Linked DNA regions of Mus musculus: region 2 is linked to region 1. The links are chromatin loops, found by intact Hi-C in ENCODE. Cell type or tissue: left cerebral cortex. All regions are shown on one strand. Each heading gives the region's core, and the rest is flanking DNA. Links, peaks and the distances in the headings are about the cores only.

What was found. Peaks named below come from ENCODE experiments on the same cell type or tissue, not always from the same donor. Only the 100,000 strongest peaks of a DNase experiment are listed, where the experiment ranks them.
Region 2: it touches region 1 in a loop (2.4-fold over the local background); 2 of 42 quality-filtered maps call a loop at or near these places.

Annotation. Positions count from the first base shown.
Region 1 is chr4:155,475,890-155,486,461 of GRCm38, forward strand. No RefSeq gene overlaps it. Among named protein-coding and RNA genes, the nearest start is that of Gnb1, 10 kb to the right of the region's middle. In left cerebral cortex, for the core only: a CTCF peak has its summit at 5,662 (motif pointing right); DNase peaks (open chromatin) are centred at 5,681 and 6,013; H3K27ac peaks cover 695 bases.
Region 2 is chr4:155,364,572-155,373,857 of GRCm38, forward strand. No RefSeq gene overlaps it. Among named protein-coding and RNA genes, the nearest start is that of Prkcz, 7.8 kb to the left of the region's middle. In left cerebral cortex, for the core only: a CTCF peak has its summit at 4,297 (motif pointing right); DNase peaks (open chromatin) are centred at 4,317 and 6,718.

The sequences.
Region 1 (10,572 bases), core at 1,237-9,236:
CAGATGAAAACAACATCAGATCTTCCCTGGCCCTCCAGCCTCCGTAATCATGTGACCCACTTCTTTAAATTCAGTCATTCCTTATCCAACACATTTATGTCTGCGAGAGACAAGGTGTGTGTGTGTGTGTGTGTGTGTGTGTAAAATGTCTCTAATCCAAAAGGTCACACAGGGGAAGAGACCAAACTCTCAAGAGCCAGAAAGGCTCAGGCACAGTGTGTTCCAGGGACCTGGAGACATCCTTTACTGTAGAGCACACTGTTCCGAATACAGCCATATGGGTCCCAGAGATTTGGGAGAATATGTATACAACAGGAAGCGCCCAGTACTGCCTAGCTCTGGTGCTTTCAAAGACAGAGAGCCAGTGTCCTAGCTTCATCTGTCGTTAAAATGTAATATCCTGAACAAAAGCAATTTAAGGAAGAAAGGGGTTTATTTAGCACACAGTTCCAGGTTTCAGTCCTTTATTGTGGGGAGGCCAGCAGCAGAGGCTTCAGATAGCTCCTATCACACCAACTGTCAAGAGCAGAAGGAGGGAGCTGGAGAGATGGCTCAGAGGTTAAGAGCACTGACTGCTCTTCCAGAGGTCCTGAGTTCAAATCTCAGCAACCACATGGTGGCTCACAACCATCTGTAATGAGATTGGATGCCCCCTTCTGGTGTAGCTGAAGACACCTACAGTATACTTACATATAATAAAGAAATAATTATTTGAAAAAAAGAAAAAAGAAAAAAGAGTTGGGCAGTGGTGGCGCACACCTTTGATCCCAGCTCTTGGGAGGCAGAGGCAGGAGGATTTCTGAGTCCAAGGCCAGCCTAATCTACAGAGTGAGTTTCAGGACAGCAGGGCTAGACAGAGAAACCCTGTCTCAAAAAAACAAAAACAGGCCGGGCGTGGTGGCGCACGCCTTTAATCCCAGCACTTGGGAGGCAGAGGCAGGCGGATTTCTGAGTTCAAGGCCAGCCTGGTCTACAAAGTGAGTTCCAGCACAGCCAGGGCTACACAGAGAAACCCTGTCTTGAAAAACAAAACAAAAACAGAAAGAAAGAAAGAAAGAAAGAAAGAAAGAAAGAAAGAAAGAAAGAAAGAAAGAAAGAAAGAAAGAAAGAAAGGAAAGAAGGAAGGAAGGAAGGAAGGAAGGAAGGAAGGAGAAGCCAGGCGCATGCCTTTAATCCCAGCACTTGGGAGGCAGAGGCAGGCGGATTTCTGAGTTCAAGGTCAGCCTGGTCTACAAAGTGAGTTCCAGGACAGCCAGGGATACACAGAGAAACCCTGTCTCGAAACCCACCCACCCCCCCAAAAAAAGAAAGAAAGGAGAAGAAAAAAGAGCAGAAGGGGGAACAGGAAGACACTCATGCTCACTTGCTCCTTTGCACTTAACTCAGTTTCTCCACTCTTACACACTTTAGCACCCCCTCACTACTAAATGGTGCCACTCACAGTGTTCTGGGTCCTCCTAGTTAAGAGGATCCCCACAGGTGTGCTACAGGCACAAAGTCAGTCCCTCATTGGGACTCTTCTCGGGTGGTAACTGTAGGTGTTCATATTGTCACAACCACCCTCTCAGCCCATCTTCTACAGATTCCCCGAGACAAACTGAGTCCTTGCCTCAACATCCTCTTGGAACACAGACCACGGCGTGTAGAAAGGGGTGCTAAAGGTGAAAGCCAAACATTGAACCCCAAAAACACATACAATGAGTGGAAGAGCCCAGTACTATTTAGGCGATATCTAGAGGTATGTGTGTCAAGTCCTGAAGAAGAGAAAGCTGACTCAAAACCCTGCGATTCTGCCTTGAGCTCTCTTGGTTCCTCTCTCTGTCTGCTCGCCGTCTCTCCTCTTTCCCCACCCTTCATGTCCTTTTCAGTCTGGACCCTTCCAGATGCCTGGCTCTGCTCTCCCTCATATGTACAATAGGAGTGACAATGTCTTCATTTTCATTCACCTGGTGCTCAGAACCCTGGGAGGAGCACACAGGAGCCTCCTTCCTAGGGGTTTGACCTCTTCTAGTTGACTCTTCTAAGATACGCACGGGTCATTTGTCTCTGCTGGCTTCTGCCACCCACCATCGTCGTCTCCAAATTCTAGGGTCTGAATCCTCATCAGCTTCCGTCTCTCCTAGACTGCTCAATAAGCAGACCCTCTCTCTGGATTCCAGAGCCAACTACACCCTGCTCCGGGGTGCCTACCGTGTGGGCACCTCTCTCCTTGGACACTTATTCCTCCTCGGTCTCTGTTGGAACCCTCCCTCTTCCCAAAAGCCTGTCAGGGTCCCCTTCAGTTGTTTTTCTCTACCCTGCTCTAACCACCCTCTCCTCTACTGGGTGTCACTCCAGAGCTGCCTGCTTTGTCTACTCTTACTACAAAAGCCACATAGGTGTGACAGGAAGCTCTCCTGTCACATGGAAAGGGACAGCTATCCTCCACGACTGGGGACATTTCTCTCTGGCAGTTCCCTCGGTCACTTGGGGATGCCCCGGATTGAGATCCTTGTCCGTCACCGTGACACGAGCCCCCTCTGCGTCCACTGTTCTCAGCTCCTTCCCTAGGAGGCCCATGGCTTCTCGCTACTCCTCTGAGCCTCTATGATATCAGAATCCCATCTCAAATGGCGATTTCCATGCCTCCTCCCCTTTGGAGCTACCTGCTCTATCTTTTCTTATGCCCTGATGGGCCTATACTTTGCAACGCTGCTCTCCTCCTCTCTCCCCCAGGAACTGTCGACTAAGTTCCTCAGCCTCTCTGTGCCTGAATCTATCCCGGAACCCTTCCCTCACCTCTCTGCAAAAATAAATAAATCAGCTTTTTAAAAAAGATTTATTTTATTTATGAGTACACTGTAGCTGTCTTTAGACACACACCAGAAGAGGGCATCGGATCTCATTACAGATGGTTGTGAGTCACTATGTGGTTGCTGGGAACTGAACTCAGGACCATTGGAAGAACAGTCGGTGCTCTTAACCGCTGAGCCAACTCTCCAACCCAAATAAATCAGTTTTTTAAATTTTTTAAAAAAGATTTATTTATTTATTTATTTATTTATTTATTTATTTATTTATTATATGTAAGTACACTGTAGCTGTCTTCAGACACACCAGAAGAGGGGGTCAGATCTCATTATGGGTGGTTGTGAGCCACCATGTGGTTGCTGGGATTTGAACTCAGGACCTCTGGAAGAGCAGTCAGTGCTCTTACCTGCTGAGCCATCTCTCCAGCCCATAAATCAGGGTTTTTTTAGTTTTAATTTTTTCTTTTTTCTTTTTTAAGATTTATTTATTATTATATATGAGTACACTGTAGCTGTTCAGACACACCAGAAGAGGGCATCAGATCTCATTACAGGTGGTTGTGAGTCACCACGTGGTTGCTGGGATTTGAACTCAGGACCTCTGGAAGAGCAGTCAGTGCTCTTACCCGCTGAGCCATCTCTCCAGCCTCCAGCCCCAAATCAGTTTTTTTAAAAATAAGCAAAGGACCTGGGTGGACGTCCCTCTGAAGAGGACAGAGCAGAGATTGTAGGAAACAAACACAAGAAAAGATGTTCGGTATCACTAACCATGGAGGAAAGGCAAATGAGACCACAGCAGATAGGTAGGGTAGAACCCAGTGGATAATTTATGTTTAGAAAGCACACAAAGCCCTGGATTTCATTCCTAGCACAGAGAGGTAATGATGTGTGCCTGGAAAGAAGCACACACACACACACACACACACACACACAAACACAAACACATACACACCACATAAACACACACAAACACATATACACTACACAAACACACACATACACACATAAGCACACACACACACACACTGTGGGAGTAGAAAATAGAATCAGGGAAGAGTTGAGGTGGTTCTCTGAGTTCATCAAGGTTATCTACTAAGACTATACATGACTTTGGTAAAATAGGCAATTAGGCTCTTAGGCAGCTCGGTGGTGGGTGGGAGTAAACCCACCTAGCAGGCATAATACACCTGGATCTATATCCAGCACAGCCAAACAATTTGTATTGAGACAGATACTCACCAACTTCTCTGAAGCCTCCACACTTCCCACCTACCACAGGAGTGGGTCTTCCTGCATACAAAGAGACCTGGATGGGAGCGCCAGCCACCAGACATGGCCTCTGTCCTCATCTCTGCGAGGCCAGGCTGAGCCTCAGCTATGTTTTAGTGAAGTAGAAGTGACAGATAGTGCAGAATACAAGAAATGTATTGCCAGACAGAGTTTATCTCCTTTTTAGTCTTTGCTTGTTTGTTTTTGTTTTTGAGACAGAATTCCTTCATGTAGCCCTGGCTGTCCTGGAACTTGCTCTGTAAACCAGGCTGGCCTCAACCCCAGAGATCTGCCTGCCGCAGCCTCCCGAGTGCTGGGATTGAAGGTGTGAGCTGCTGTTGCCTAGTCCTTTTTATTCTTTTTGTTTCCCCTAAAGATTTTTTAAAATTTTATGTAACTTGGTGTTTTTTTTTGCACATATGTCTGTGAAGGGGCTAGATCCCCTGGGATTGTAGCTGCGTACACTTGTAAGTTGCCATGTGGGTGCAGGCAACTGAACCCCGGTTCTCTGGGAAAACAGCAGCCTCTTACTTTTAAAAAAAGAATGCTTACCTTTACCATCTGTGTATTTGCCAGCGTGTACATATGTGCACCTCGTGGATGCCTGCTACCCAGGAAGGCAGAAGAGGGTTTCAGACGCCTTGGTACTGGAGCTGTACATAGACAGTTGTGAACCATCACCGGAATGCTGGAAAGCGAACTTAGGTCCTCCAGCAAGAGCAAAAGATGCTTTTAATCTCTGAGCCACTTATCTGTGCCCTCACCCCCAGCCTTGAGCGTCTGGATCAGACCTTGTTTGCCTTCAGATCTAGGTAAAGTCTATCGTCCTGCCACATCCGCAGCTTCCTGCAAGAAGCCACGACCTGTTGAGCAGCTGAGCTTGTTTTCCTGGCATAGTGGGGGAGGGATCCCCCCACACACCCACTTTAAAAGTCAGACTAGAGAATTAAAACACTGAGCCTTGGTCAGAGAACTTTGTCTTGGCTCGTTATTTCTCTGGCCATCCTTCCCATCCATCTCCAGCTTTCCTTTCAGGAGCCCAGTATCCCCTGGCCACTGGCAGCTACACTTATCATCTTTACTTCTTTGAGCTCGAATTTCACCTTGTACCTCAGGCTGTCGTCAAAAACCGTAATCCCCCTTCTCTCTAACTGCTGACTATTGAGTCTTCAGGCTTGGCCTGCTAAGATTTTCTCTCCTTCATGTTGCTGAGGGGTTAGGCGGACAGCTGAATTGAAAGCCTTTGGGTATTGGTACAAGAGTGCCGCACACTGTGAGGCGAGGTCAGCATCGTAAGACCCTTATTTAATCCCAGCACTCAGGAGGCTGAGACAGGCGGATCTCTGAGTTCCAGGCCAGTCCGGTCTCAGAGCGAGTTCCAGGACATTCAGGGCGACACCACAAAACCTTGTGTCGAAACACTAAAAAATGGGAGTGGGGGTGTTAACTGGGCCCAGTTGGACGTTTCTCCCAAGCCCGGTCCTGACTTTGTCCCTGTCAATCATGCCAAGCTCCTTCTCTGCTCCACTTTTAAGCCCTTCTTTCATTCATTCAACCAATCCGGAAGCGGCGCCGCTCGGAGTTCGGAAGTTCCGCTTATTTCCCACCAGGTGGCGCTCGAGCACCATTCGCAGCCAGGCGTGGCGGCCAGGGCTCTTCGGAGTCTGTTGGGACTAAAAGCTTGGGTTGGAGACCAGGGGTGGGGCGCTCTGTTTTCGAAACGCAGTCTTGTAAGTATCACTTTCAAGTTTCCACAATTGCAAAGAAAAAGAATAGACATAAATTCCATCTCAGCCACCTGGAAAGCTGACAATAGCTACAGTCCTGCAGGTGCAGACCCTAACTCGGGGTGAGGGGATGGGGGCGGGGTGGGGGGCACACGCAGAACTCTAACCCCAATCTGTGCAAGTGCCAAGTTTCTGACTAACAATCCCTGCAAACAGCCTTCTGGGCATGGTGGCGCTTGTTCCCACCAGGCGAGCCAACAGGCCTGGACCTAGTCCTTGGAGAGGGAGGACCACGCTGTACTTCCTGCTCTGTCCAGCCCCAACTTGGCTCAGGCTCATCTGAGCCGCCCATGGCTCTGGACTCTACGATGGGACAGGGAAGGGCTCGCCCTTGTTCTTTTCTGTCTTAAATGTTCAGCAGAGCCGTTTTATCCAAAGGCATTGAGGGCACAGACTGCTCTACACCTTAAGTCCATTGTGTCCAGCCACCAGAGTAGAAGTGGCCTTAGCATTTGCCAGGGAGTTCCATCCTATCTACATCTCTACAGTACGGAAGGAAAACTGAGACTGGGTAGTAAAGCTAGTGAGGCGCATGCATTCTTTTCTTTATAGAGCCCTGGCCTGAGAGGCAGCGTTCGCAAGCTGTAGTGGGTAGGCAAGGCAGCAGGTGACCCCAGGAACACCCAGTCAGTGTTGAATCAAAGGCATCTACTCTTGTCCCCACTGCAGGGCTGGAGCGCTTCTCCATATATATAATCTTTTCTAGGAGTCAAGGAAGGAAAGCAATGGCGTACACCTTTGATCCCAGTGCCCTGGAGGAAGAGGCAGATGTATCTCTGTGTGTTCGAGGTCAGCTTGGTCTGCATAGTGAGTTGCAGAGCAGCCAGAAATACATAGAGAGACTGATGATTGGAGAGCGGGGGGTGGGGGGAAAGGAAAGAAAAGAAGAAGAAAATTAAAGACCCCAAAGGATAGACTGGGTGTGCTGGCACGCACACATCTTTAATCCCAGTACTTCAGAGGCAAAGGTTGACAGATCTCTGTGAGCTCCAGGCCAACCAAGTCTACATAGTGAGGGCCTATCTAAAAAAATAAATAAATAAATAAATAAATAAGTATATAAAAAATAAACTTCAGAGAGCAATAGAAGGGCAAATGAGGCAGAATAGGAGACCATTAGAAGTCTGAGCTAGTCGCAGGGCCGACCACAAAGGACTCAGGGCAGGCCTAGGCATGAGCCCCAGAGGTATTGCAGCAGGGCCCAACCCATCTCACAGGGACGTCACAGAGAGAAGCTCCAGGGCCCTCGCTCCCTTCATGGCCTCCTAGGCTGTTTTTCAAAACACCAAGCACCGTTGGCCCAGCCTCCCCTGGAAGGTACCTGAAGGCTATAGATGTATAGATGATGCTGGCTCCAGCATCCGTACCTCACAGCTGGAGGCCAACCCCAATTCCAGCCCCACACTGTCAGTCCTCCCAAAGCACAAAACTGTCACTGCCTGGAGCCATGGCTCGCTCTCCCCCATGCCTGCCTCTCCTCATTGCCTCTTTCCGGCAAATCTTGCATCATCTCCCAGGTGGTAGGTGACTGAACCACAGGGACAAAATTCTAGACAAACAGCTCTTGGACCCCAGAGGCCACTCAGAAGGAAGCTGCCCCTGCAGGATCCAGGTCCTGCCAAGAATGTGTTGGCTGAACCCCTGGGGTGCTGCCCTGGGGCTTGAGGCTTAGCATCAAGGATGGCTCTACAGAAGGTTAAGCTGTTAACTGCTTCTTGCCTTGGGGCCTCTACAAAAGGGTCCAGGGCCCAGTGTCAAGGATGGCTGAACATGGCTTAGATCACAGTTGAGTGACTCTGGGTAAGGAAGTGGTATGAGGAGGCTATTCAGCGACTCTTTCATTCCTAGTACTATTGAACTCAGGATGGTGCACTACATATGGATTCTTGCTCGGGTCCCAGGCAGAGGCCTGGGACAATGTCACTGACATGATGAACAGACTCAGGCACGAGGTGAAAGGTCAGCTGGCCTGAGGAAGAAGTGGAAGGGCCTAGAGCAGCTATCTCAACTGGGCACCATCAGCAGGGAGGGGACAAACTCCTGAAGACTGGCTTCCCACCTAGCATGGGGCCGCTGGGTGGGAATCAAGAGACCAGCAGGACAGAAAGGACAGTGACATGGACGCAGTAGAGAGGCAGAGGCTGAGAAATCACAAGCTCAAAGCTAAGCCAATGCTGGCTGATCCTGTCTCAATGCTGTTGGTGGTGTGACACACCTTGAATTACAGCTCTCGGGAGGCAGAACCAAACCAAACCAAACTAAACCAAAATAAAAATCCTATCTCAATTTCTTTTTAATTTAAAAAAAAAGGGGGGGAATCTGCTGTTATATCCTCTAATCCCAGCACTTGGAGGGCAAAGGCAAGAGGATTAGAAGCTAAGGTCATCTCATCGTTGACCTCATAGTGAGTTAGAGGCCAGCCTTGGATACACGAGACACAGTCTCTCAAATATTAAATAAATAAATAAATAAATAAATAAATAAATAAACAGCACATTTTGCTAGGCAGTGGCGGCATGACCCTTTCATCCCAGCACCAGCCAGAGGCAGGTGGATCTAAGTTCCAGGACAGCCGGGGATACACAGAGAAATCTCTCAAAAACAAAAACAAAAACATGTGTGTGTGTGTGTGCACCATGGGCATGTCTGGTGTCCACAGAGGCCAGAAAAGGGTGTTGGATTCCCTTGGAATTGGAGTTACAGAAGGTTATGAACTACCATGTGAGTGCTGAAAATCAAACCCAGGTCCCCTGGATGAATAGCCAGTGCCTACAACTGCTGAGCCATTTCTCCAGCCCTTTCCACATTTAAAAAAAAAAAAAAAGGTAAGATAAAGCCAGGGAACAGAGTCAACAGACATATCTGAGGGCTCTCTCTCCCTTCTGATTAAGTCCACGAGTACATGTGAGACTGTGGAAGTTCTTTGTGGAGACGTGGGACAGAGGAGGGGAGGGGAGGGGAGGACAACATGGGCATGGTGAGGAGAGCAGCAAAGGACATCAAGTGTGGGTTCGCTGGGGCTAGAAGGCTGCAACCCAGAACCTTCCTCAGGGGGGTCAATCTGGCAAACTGGGGTGACTTTCTGTTAGAATGTGGCATACAGATCTTCAGCCTAAGGGGAATTCAGGACTCTATGAACAGGACCCATTATGGCCAGAACCATACCTACTAGGGGTCCGGAGAGGCTTATAGATGGCCTCCCCTGCCCACTGGAAATGGCTCTGATAGTATTGTCTTGTTTAGTGACAAATAGTTTCCTGGTGTAGAAGGGCACTTCCAAGTACACATTCTGTCCATACCTGGTGGGCCCAGCAGGGTTGTGGACAGGATTCTGGGACAAGCTCAGTTCCAGCAACAATCCTGTGGCCCCTTAGCCAGAACCCTAAGGAGCCTGGCCTCTGTGGAAAGTTTGAGAGCTGGGTGGCTTGCCCCTGCTGCTGCTGCCGCTGCCACAGGTGTGATATGTTTACCTAGCAGGTGTTGGAAGAGCCTAGTCTCAGGATAGTGGGTCCCAGGGTGCCATCTGCTGGGAAAAGAGTCCCCAGGATGTCAGGAACTCCCTTCCCTCAGGCAAGGCTCTAGGCAGAGAAGAGAGCTGGAGGCAGGGGCCTGCACCTAGCAGCTCAGAATCTAGGTAGCTCCTTTGCCTTAGACAAGCAAGCTATCATGACCTCAGGGTCCATATCCGGTTTCTAGATTCAGCATGGCCAATAAATAGTATGTGTGTTTCCCCATTCATTGTTCCCAGAACCCCTTTCCTGTGTCTGCCTAGGTCTGTAAGTTAACACTGTGTGGGGGAAGGAAATGTTTTGTCCACAAGCCACAAAATGTCTCAGGGCTAAGAACTGCCTCTGGACCAGTCTACTTCACCAAGCCACCCATCAGGCCCTACCTCTGGCCACTGAGGCCTGTACCCTACATCCCTGTTCACTGAAGTCCTCTCGTCTGTGTGTATGTCAGAGTCTGGGAATAGGCCTTTGCACCCCTCAACCTCTGTCACATCTCCATCCAACCTTTCTCACAGAGAATGTATCAGGGTATGGTCACCAGTTGTCCTGTCAGGCCAGAACCCGTGGCCTGCAGGAAATGGAGGAAGTCCAAGAAAACAACGGTGGCCTTTGCTTATATTGCTTCCCCAGGCTGGGAAAGAAATAGGACTAGGGACTTTTGGGAAGGAGGGGGCCATGGTGGCCCCAGAATTCCCAGAGATTGAGATTGTACCCCAAGACATGCCTTAATGGATGTCTAGGGGTAGGACTGGGGCCCAAAGCTGGGTAAAGGGAGACCTAGTTTGCTTAAGCTATTAGGTGGAACTGAACAATACAGGGATCTTGGAGTTATGTTTGTTTCAGCTGTCCTGCCCAGCACTAACTGGACGTTCTGAGAAGCCATTGTCCAGAGCTGCCTAATAATTCCTGCACTGGGCAGCAACCAAATTGATCTTCACCCACGAGTACCACAAACAAGAAAGGTTCCTTTAGGGGTAGCTTAACTGCTCTCCAAATTCTGAAGTTATATGTTTTCTTTTGGTTTTGAATTTTTCAAATGTGTATTGGCAGTTAGCCTAAATTTATGTCTGTGTACAGGCATCAGATCTGTTGGAATTGGAGTTACTGACAGTTGTGAGCTGCCACGTGGGTGCTAGGAATTAAACCCGGGTCCTCTGGAACAACAGCTAAGGCTCTTAACAGCGGAACCATGTCTTCAGTCCCTTGGTTTTGATCTTT
Region 2 (9,286 bases), core at 1-8,000, 110 kb before region 1:
GAAAACACAGTCTGAGGTGTGGGAAAGCTGAAGCTGGTATTCCCAGACCCCTGGGCACCTGGTCATCCATGGAGTGCCACACAGAAGAGTCAGGAACAAATGTCAGGGGTCCACAGGCTTGCGAAGAGGCCAGGACCAGGCGCTCCCAAACTCCTGGACACTCAGACTCCCCTGAGTCTCAGGAGTTGAGAGCAGAGTTGGGGACCTGCCGGCTGAGGATGGAGTCTAGCCCAGGGCTTGGGGTGGGGAGGGAAGTCCTGGCTTTGCTCACCAGTGAAGGTCCTTAGCTTGGCTGTGATGGTGGCTGAAAGCACAGAGAGGTCTTCTGCAGGAGGCTGTGGCTCTGTAGGTGAAGACCTGCTCCATGCTCCCCATGGCCGTTCTCAATGAAAGAGTCAGACAGTCCTTGGTTCCAAACTGTTTATTGGTTGTTCATCATGGAAAATGGATGTGTACCGTACCAACTTCTCAGGGTGGACCCAAGATTAAACATCTTTTGCAGCCAGGCAATGGTGGCGCACGCCTTTAATCCTAGACCTTGGGAGGCAGAGGAAGGCAGATTTCTGAGTTTGAGGCCATCCTGGTCTACAGAGTGAGTTCCAGGACAGCCAGAGCTACATGGAGAAACCCTGTCTCGAAAAACCACAAGGGTGGGGAAGGCCAGTGAGTTCAGGTTCCAGTCCCGGACCATGTACAGCCAGAGGGGCCTTAGGAGAGATGTCATGCAGTGTACTGAAGCCTCCCAGTAGAGCAGAGGACTGAGCTCTGAGGTTAACTGAAGTGGAGACTTCTAGTTTATTTGGAAAGTTATGTCAAATGTTTTGCTGGGGCACAGAGGTGAAAGGATGTCTTGCTAAAGCAAACACATGAAAGACTGTTTTCCTGAAGCAGGCATAGGGGGATGAGTGTTTTGATATAGCAGACATGTGACAGGACGCTTGGTGAGGGAGTATAAATATGATCTCACAGACAGCGGGAGATGAGCACTGAGCGTTGGTTTGGTTTGCTTGGCCTCACTATTCTTTGCTAAGGACACGCGTGTATCCATTCACCTTACATAGCGCTCTTGAGCTCAGCGTATGATAACGCCACCATTGAGAGAAACCCGCCCAAGAACTGCTCATGAGGTAGGTTCCTGTGGCAGATTGCCACCTCTGCAGCCTCGTCTCAGGCTGGTTGGCGAGCCTGGTGGTTTCTTCAGAACTGAACTACGGCTGCTGGTTCCTGCCTGGCGTCGGCCTGCCTAGAGGACTGGTCTGCAGCTGCTGAGTCATATTTGGTGTTTGCTACGGGACTAAACTGCTGCCAAAGAGGATCAAACCCACCCCCAAAGAACTATTGCTGAATAGGTCCACTTCCCCCCATCCTAATAACTTTTCTCTTCTACTACCTCTACTGAGTGGTGGATTATAGAAGAGGTTGAACCCTTATTAAAAGTAGGTTGCAAAAAATGTATGCCTATGGTTCAAACCAGTGTCCTAAGAGCTTCCCCAGCCCCTAACTACCCTTCCTTTTGGCCATTCTCTCCTGAGGCCAGTATTTGCAATGCAAAGCAACCTCCAGGCCTATGGGAGCAGGTCACAGCAGGAACTCCCAAATCAGAACCCCCAACCTGTGAGGCTCCAGGGTGAAGGGACCTGCAGGTTTCCCCTGGGAACTGTGTCGGGGTGTTGCCTGGCAGCAGACAACAGGATTTGTTTCCCAGTTCACCAGTGAACACTTGGCTGGGTGTTCCCATGGCCTCTCCAGGCACCCAGTGTAATGAGTGGGATTTCTGGGGCCACATGAGCTCCAGACTCTGTCCACCAAGGCGGGGGCAGGGTTTCCACCAGCTTCCATGGAGACCCGACCAGACCAGTCATAGTGAAGCAGAAAGGCAGGTTTCCAGAGCTTCCTCCCTGGTGGGTAGGGTTTGGAGGTGACCCTCAGAACCTGTGAGGTGAGGCAGACCCCAGCATGGGGCGGTTGGGGCCGCAGACAGGAAACTGGCTGGGCCACTGGAGGCAGATCCTTTCCATGTCCTAAAGTTTCTGTGGTTCCCCAGTTTTCCACAGACACTGGATACTCCCAAACACAAACCGTTTTCCAAATGAAGATACAATTAAAAATGGGTTTATACAGATTCAATTTCTGAGAAGATGAGGCCGTCCATGAAGCCCCTTCCCCAAAGCCCAGCTGGGTGGGTGGGGACCCACATGCCCGGCTTCACTCAGATCTCTTGGGACCAGCTGGTGGATGGTGTCTTACTTGTTTATATTGCTGTAATAAAACACTGACCAAAAGGGAGGAGAGGGTTTATTTCTCTTACACTTCCATATAACAGTTAATCATTGAAAGCGCTCAGGGCGGGAACCCAAACAGAGAAGGAACCTGGAGGCAGGAGTGATGGGCCATGGTGGAGGGCTGCCGTACTGGCTTGCTTAGACTGCTTATAGAACTACCTGTCCAGGGGTGGTGCCACCCACACCGGGCTAGGCCCAGTCATATAGAGGCATTTCTCAATTGACTCTCAGGTGTCTACAGCTGTGTCAAGCTGACGTAAAACAAGCCATCGCAGAAGGACAGGGTAGATACTGCCAGGTGTGGGGAAGGGTAAGGAGTGGCCAGTGGCTCACAAAGGGTTAAGTGAGGGCTTCTCCTACCTCCCTAGGAGGCTCTACCAAGTCCAGCGGATCTCTGTTATCTGGTTTTCTCAGAGCCTATAGGGGAGAGGAAACATTGTTCACCTTTCCAGATGTGAGGCTGACCCGGGTGGGGTCTGGCAGGAACCCACCTGCTACAGGAAGGGCCCAGAGCATTTGCTTGGCATACACAGCGGAGAGAGGGAGGCACCCTACCGCAGATGTTTCCTTTTTCTGTCAGGGATTGTGGGACTTAGAGAAACCAACTGAAGTGACAATATCAACCGAACTCATTCAGTCAGCCGTCAGACGTTGCTTGATATCCCATAAGTGCCAAAAGTTGTGCAGCCATAAGCCAGGGTTTTTCTCTTGTGCAGCCTGATGCCAGTTGAGACAGGCCGCTGCTTTCGGTGTTTCCCAGACCTATAGAGGTGACAGTTCTGTGGAGCTGGAGATGTGGCTCAGTGGCACCCATGTAACAAGCTGTCCGTCCGGCACGGACCTGCAAGCCAACTCTGAATGGAAGGTAGAGGCAGGAGGATCACTGAGCCTAACTTAAGTAGATTCAGGGAGAAACCCTGCCTCAATCCCACTTAAGTACACGGGGCTTGGTTCCCTGCCTAGTGTGACCATAAACCATGACCAAAAGCAACTGAGGGAGGGAGGAGTTTATTTGGTTTAGATATCATCCAGAGTTGCAGCCCTTTGAGGTGAGCCAAGGCAGGAACGTAGGAGAGGAACTGAAACAGAAGCAGTGTGGGTGCTAGTCCGCCCTCCGCGCCTGCTCAGTTTGCTTTCCGATACACCTCAAGGCCACCTACTCGGGAAGGGCACCTATGACAACCACCGATCAAGAAAATGCTCTACAGACTTGCTGACAAGCCGGTTGAATGGAGGTGTTTTCTCAGTTGAGGTTCCTTCTCAGAATGGCTCTAGCTACCTCAAACCGACCGAAAACTAATCAGCACACCACACAGACAAAGACACTCACACATAAACAGATGCCAGGGCCGGCAGGATTGGGTTATGTAGCTTTTTAAAATTTTTTAATCTTTTCTATGTATATGAATACACTATCATTGTCTTCAGACACATCAGAAGAGGGCATGGGATCCCACTATTACAGATGGTTGTGAGTCGCCATGTGGTTGCTAGGAATTGAACTCACGACCTCTGGAAGAGCAGTCAGTGCTCTTAACCTCTGAGCCATCTCTCCAGCCCTGGGCTATGCAGCTTTTAATCCCAGGCCGAGGCCAGCCAGGGGTATACAGAGAAACTCTGGGGGGAAAGGGGCAGAGGGGAGATACATTGCACCCCCCCCAAAAAACCAACCCCTAAATAAACAAGTAAATGGTGACTCTGTTGCATGTGGAAGACCAGGTTCTGGAAGAGGCTGGTTTTGGAAGCTAACAACATATTACAGGGGAAGGACGTGATGGGCTCACAAAGAGGCCTATGACCCTGAGAAGCAGGGAATTCTGGGAAAGCTAAAACGGCGGAGGCCGTGGAAAGGAGGATACGGAGTAGGTGAAAAGATTGGGGGACACACCAGAAGTCCTAGGTGTCCTTAGCCACTTTTGCCTCAACCTTGCGTTTCGCCTACACGGCTGGTGAGTAGAGATGAAATTCCAGTCCACCTGGTCCTTCCTGTCCTCCACAGGCAAGCGCAATACCGAGCATTCCCAGAAGGGGGCACAGGAGGGACGCAGCTGAGGGAGGGCTTGGCTCTTTGTTCCTTACTTCGATCCTGGTTCTGTCTTAGAAGGTGGGGGTGCTGTGCCCTACTCCCTCATGATCTGAGCTCTGGCTGGCTACCCCCCAGCGCCATGGGTCTGCATCTCCACACAATCCTGCTTCTCACCTCCCAGGCCCATAAGATGTTGCCTATGTCTTCAGTTCCGTCTATCCAGCCATCTGCTCTTCCAGTGGTAATTCCTCCCACCCTCCGCTACACAGTTAATTGTGCTAATCATCCCGGGTTTTTCGGGTGTTTTTTGTTTTTTGGGTTTTTTTTAATCTGTGGACTGCTAAAACAGACCTCTTGCCGCAAGCCTGTAATTCCCACCTGTTTAAGAGACTGAGAAAGGAATTATTGACGGTTCAAGGCAGCCCGGACAACTTAATAAGATTCTGACTCATAGTAAAAACTAAAAACGTGGGATTGGAAATGTGGCTCTGTAGAACATGATGAGGTCCTAAGTTCAACTTTCAATAATACCCACAGAAACAAAGTAATTTTGTTCTTTTGACTTAAATGGTATTTTGTCTTTTATTTGCTACGTCACCTGGAAATTTGCTCTATTGAAACTCTCCCAGAAATTATTGCAAAGAATTATGACCTTATGCTTAATATCTGAACCAAAAATAAAGACTGTTCTCCTGAGTATGTAGCTCTGTCCGTAGAGTACCTAGAATGTAGAAAGCCAGGCTTCAATCCCCAGCACTGCAGAAACGAGGCTTGGCTGTGCACACCTGAAATCCCAGCTCTCAGGATGCAGTGTGATGCACCTAAGAGGTCAAGTACTGAGTGTATCTCACCTAGAAAAGGACTAGCAATACCTGCTGAAAAAAAAATAGGTCAGAGCTGGATGTGATGGCACACACCTTTACACCATGGCATTTGGGAGACAGAGAGAGGCAAGCTGATCTTTGTGACTTGCAGGTCAGCCTGGTTTACAAAGTGAGTTCTAGGACAGCTAAGGCTGGTACACAGAGAAACTGTCTGGGAAACATGGGGGTGGGGGGAGACCAGGCCAATGCAATATTGAAAAACATTGTTCAAAAATTGAGAAACCCAGATAAAATGTGTCCTTAATAATATGGAAGTTGTTCTATACTAATAAACATACCATGTCTATGCGAAGTCTTAACTTAGGGGTTTCCAGTCAAAGGGTGAGCAAGAACCCTATGTATCTTGCAGCTCTCCAAATTAAATTAAATTATGTCATCCTTGAATATTATCTATTTGTTATTTATTGTGTGTGTAGAGGGGTGTGTACACCTGTAACAGTGCACACGAGGTCAGAGGACGACCCGTAGGAATCCATTCTTACCATGTGGGTGGGACCTAGGGATGGTGATGAGGTTGATGGTAAGCGTCTTTACCCTCTGAGTAGTCAGTCCACCGGTCCAGAAAATAAAAACCTGTGGACACTAGACCTTATAACACTGAGTGTACACATGTCCCTGAATGTGCAGACATAATCTTCCTCTGTGTGTGTGTGTGTCTGTGTATGTGTGTGCGAGTGTGTGTGTGTGTCTGTGTATGTGTGTGCGAGTGTGTGTGTGCCAGTGTATGTGTGTGTCTGTGTCTGTGTATGTGTGTGCGAGTGTGTGTGCGAGTGTGTGTATGTGTGTATGTGTATGTGTGTGTGAGTGTGTGTGTGTGTCTGTGTATGTATGTGTGTGTGTGTGTGTGTGTGTGTGTGTGTGTGTTGTATCTGGACATTTTGAATGTGGGTAATGCTGGGTCAGCAAAGACAGAAAAGCTAAGAAAACCTGTGGGTTGTTGGGTCAAGAGGCTAGAAAGAAGGGGAGCTAGATAGAAGTATAGTAGAGCTGTAAAATAACAGACCGACATCTCGGCTGCTTCCACACACTTACCAGCCGAACTGTGCAGAGGGCCCAGGCCATGCTCTAGGGCTATATCCTGCACCGGGCACAGTTGTGGCTACCTTTGCACCAGGCATCGCCACCCAAGCCTCACATGCCTGCGAGGCTCTATACTTGTTTATTGGTCACGTGCTCCCAGCGTACAGGCCTAAGGCCTGAGAGGCACTGGACCCGTTCCAGGATCACATGACTGCAACAGCAGGGCAAAGGCTCAAGGTCCCTGCAGGTATTCCAGGCTACAGCAAAACAACACACACATACTCACTTCTTTCTCTGTACCTTGGCTGAGCACAGAGTGGGGCTCCTGTCTCGGGCCTGCTTGAGTCCAGGACCCAAGCCTGAGTTACAGGTTCGGGGCATTGTCAGAGCATATGGGCACAAAGGCAGCTGGGCTACTGTGCTGCACCAGTCTGGAGGCCGCTGCAAACAGACTGGGCCCCACTGCACCTTCCTAAGGACTGAGGTTACTTAAGACCCAGTGGAGGATGAGGGGGCTCTGCCAGAACCATGTCGCCATGGCAATGACGGCAACAGCTCCAGGACTACAAGCACTATTTTAGCCCCATGAAAATAGAGTCACTTTAACTCAAACAATCACAGGAGATGGTAAAGGGTTTCCCAGCCCCCAGCCTGAGCCACCTACTGGCTTTATGCCATCTGAGCTCTGTGGTCTTGGGGGGCCTATGGTCAACTACACTGAGCTCAGGTCCAGAATATGTGTGAATCATTCCTGGGTGAGGCTGGCAGGCTGTAGAACACAGAGAGCCAAAACATTGTCCAGTAGGTCCTTTGGGCTGGTAAGGCTAGAGGATGGGAGAAGCCCCACTCCCCAGCTGCCTACTAGGGACTTGTTTTTAGAGAAAGCAAAAGCCTTGAAAGCACCCATGACGTCTCTTTCTGATCATTCCTCCTCAGGGTCTAAACCCAAGGAAAGACCCGCAAGTACACACAACTCTTGTAGCGCACGTCATCAGACAGTTACTGTCATGGTTGGTTGGGAGGTAGTTGTAGCCAGCAGTGAAGAGTAGCCCAAAGCTACCACAGACTTCACTTGACCAGTGGCCCATGGCCTTTGAAATGAAAGGCTGCACATTTGGACACATAGATCGACCCCCACACATGACCCTGGCACTCACACAGGCCATGCGAAGCTATCCTGCCAGGACATAAGGAGGCATGCCCCTGCTGCACGGCATTGGCTCCAGCAATCTAGCAGATGGAGGAGTTGCTGCTCTGCAGGGAGGCTCCAGACTCAAGCCTTGCAGCTTGGCTGTGTCCAGGTGTCTTTCTCTCTGGAAGCATCTGAGCTTTCCTGCTGAGAGCAGCTCATCCAATTCTCACAAGGGTCAGGAGCCTCCTAAGAGCAGGACCCTGCAGGAGCCCTTGACCTTTCTCCCCTGACAGCGTGGCTTTGTGGACAGTGTGGACACTTCCCAGTAATGTACCTTTGAACCCTAGGGCATGGCAGCTGTGGGGCCATCCTAGGCATATGAGCTCAGGGTCACCCCCTCTCCCCAGCCAAGCTGGCTGCACAGAACTTGTGTCATTGGGATGCTGAAGGTAAGGGTCTCAGAACAAAGGGTTAATAGACTTCTTGGAAATGAGGAGGGTAAACAGCCACAACACTCATCTGACAGAGGCAGAAGGAGCTGGGGTGTGGAGCCAGATGGACTGGGGTCCTATCCAGGCCTTGAGTTCCTCACATGTGGTATGGGGCTGTCCCATCTCATCCAGGGTAGTAGGTAGCCCTGCCAGGTGCCAGCTCCATGCCAGAAGCCCATCTTTCTGCATGTCTTCCCAAAGGCTATTAACACTTAAAAAGGAGACTTGAGCCAATTAATAAAAATGAACGGTATCCACTGAATGGATTAAGAGATAGAGAATATTCTAGATGTCCTGGCAGAAGAAACAATATTGTCTGGTTTTATGGGAAGTGCTAACTTCCTGTTGTCACAAAATACCTGAAAAAAAAATGACTTGATTTCTCACGCAGGATCTTGTTGTGTAGCCCAGGTTAGCCTGAACCTCACCACGGAGCTGTTGTGAGCCCACTATGTCAGACACATAGATGGACAGATAGATGCATTGGTATCTTTCCTCAATGTCTGAATTTATTGGATAGATAGTTAATACATTCACAAGTTATGTTGATTTTGTTGGCTATAATTTGTCAAGTAGGGGCTGGTGAGATGGCTCAGTGGGTAAGAGCACCCGACTGCTCTTCCGAAGGTCCGAAGTTCAAATCCCAGCAACCACATAGTGGCTCACAACCATCCGTAACGAGATCTGACTCCCTCTTCTGGAGTGTCTGAAGACAGCTACAGTGTATTTACATATAATAAATAAATAAATCTAAAAAAATTAAATGAATAAAATAAAATTCATAAAAAAAAATTAAAAAAAAAAATTTGTCAAGTAGTCCTGATTTCCCTTGATAGCTGGCTGTTAGCAAACCGATTATTTTTTCTTTTCTTTTCTTATTTTTTAAGATTTATTTTATTTATTATGACATAGTAGTTGTCTTCAGACACACCAGGAGAGGGCATCAGATCCCATTACAGATGGTTGTGAGCCACCATGTGGTTGCTGGGAATTGAACTCAGGACCTCTGGAAGAGCAGTCAGTGCTCTTAACCGACTGAGCCATCTCTCCAACCCCAGCAAACAGATTTTTTTTTTCGAGACAGGGTTTCTCTGTGTAGCCCTAGCTGACCTGGAGTTCACTTTGTAGACCAGGCTGGCCTTGAAATCTGCCTGCCTCTGCCTCCCGAGTGCTGGGATTAAAGGCGTGCGCCACCACACCCGGCTAGCAAACAGATTCTTTATCCAACTTAATTATTAACTCCCAGATACAAAATACACATCGTGAATGTATAAATCTCTCTCTCTCTCTCTCTCTCTCTCTCTCTCTCTCTCTCACGCGCACACACACACACACACACACACACACACACCAGCTACAAGAGAGTTAAAGAAGCTGTGACAGCTTAAGGAGCTCTGAGCAGAGACATGTAGAATCATCTCAGAGAGTTAGGTAAGGAGCCCTGTTATAGA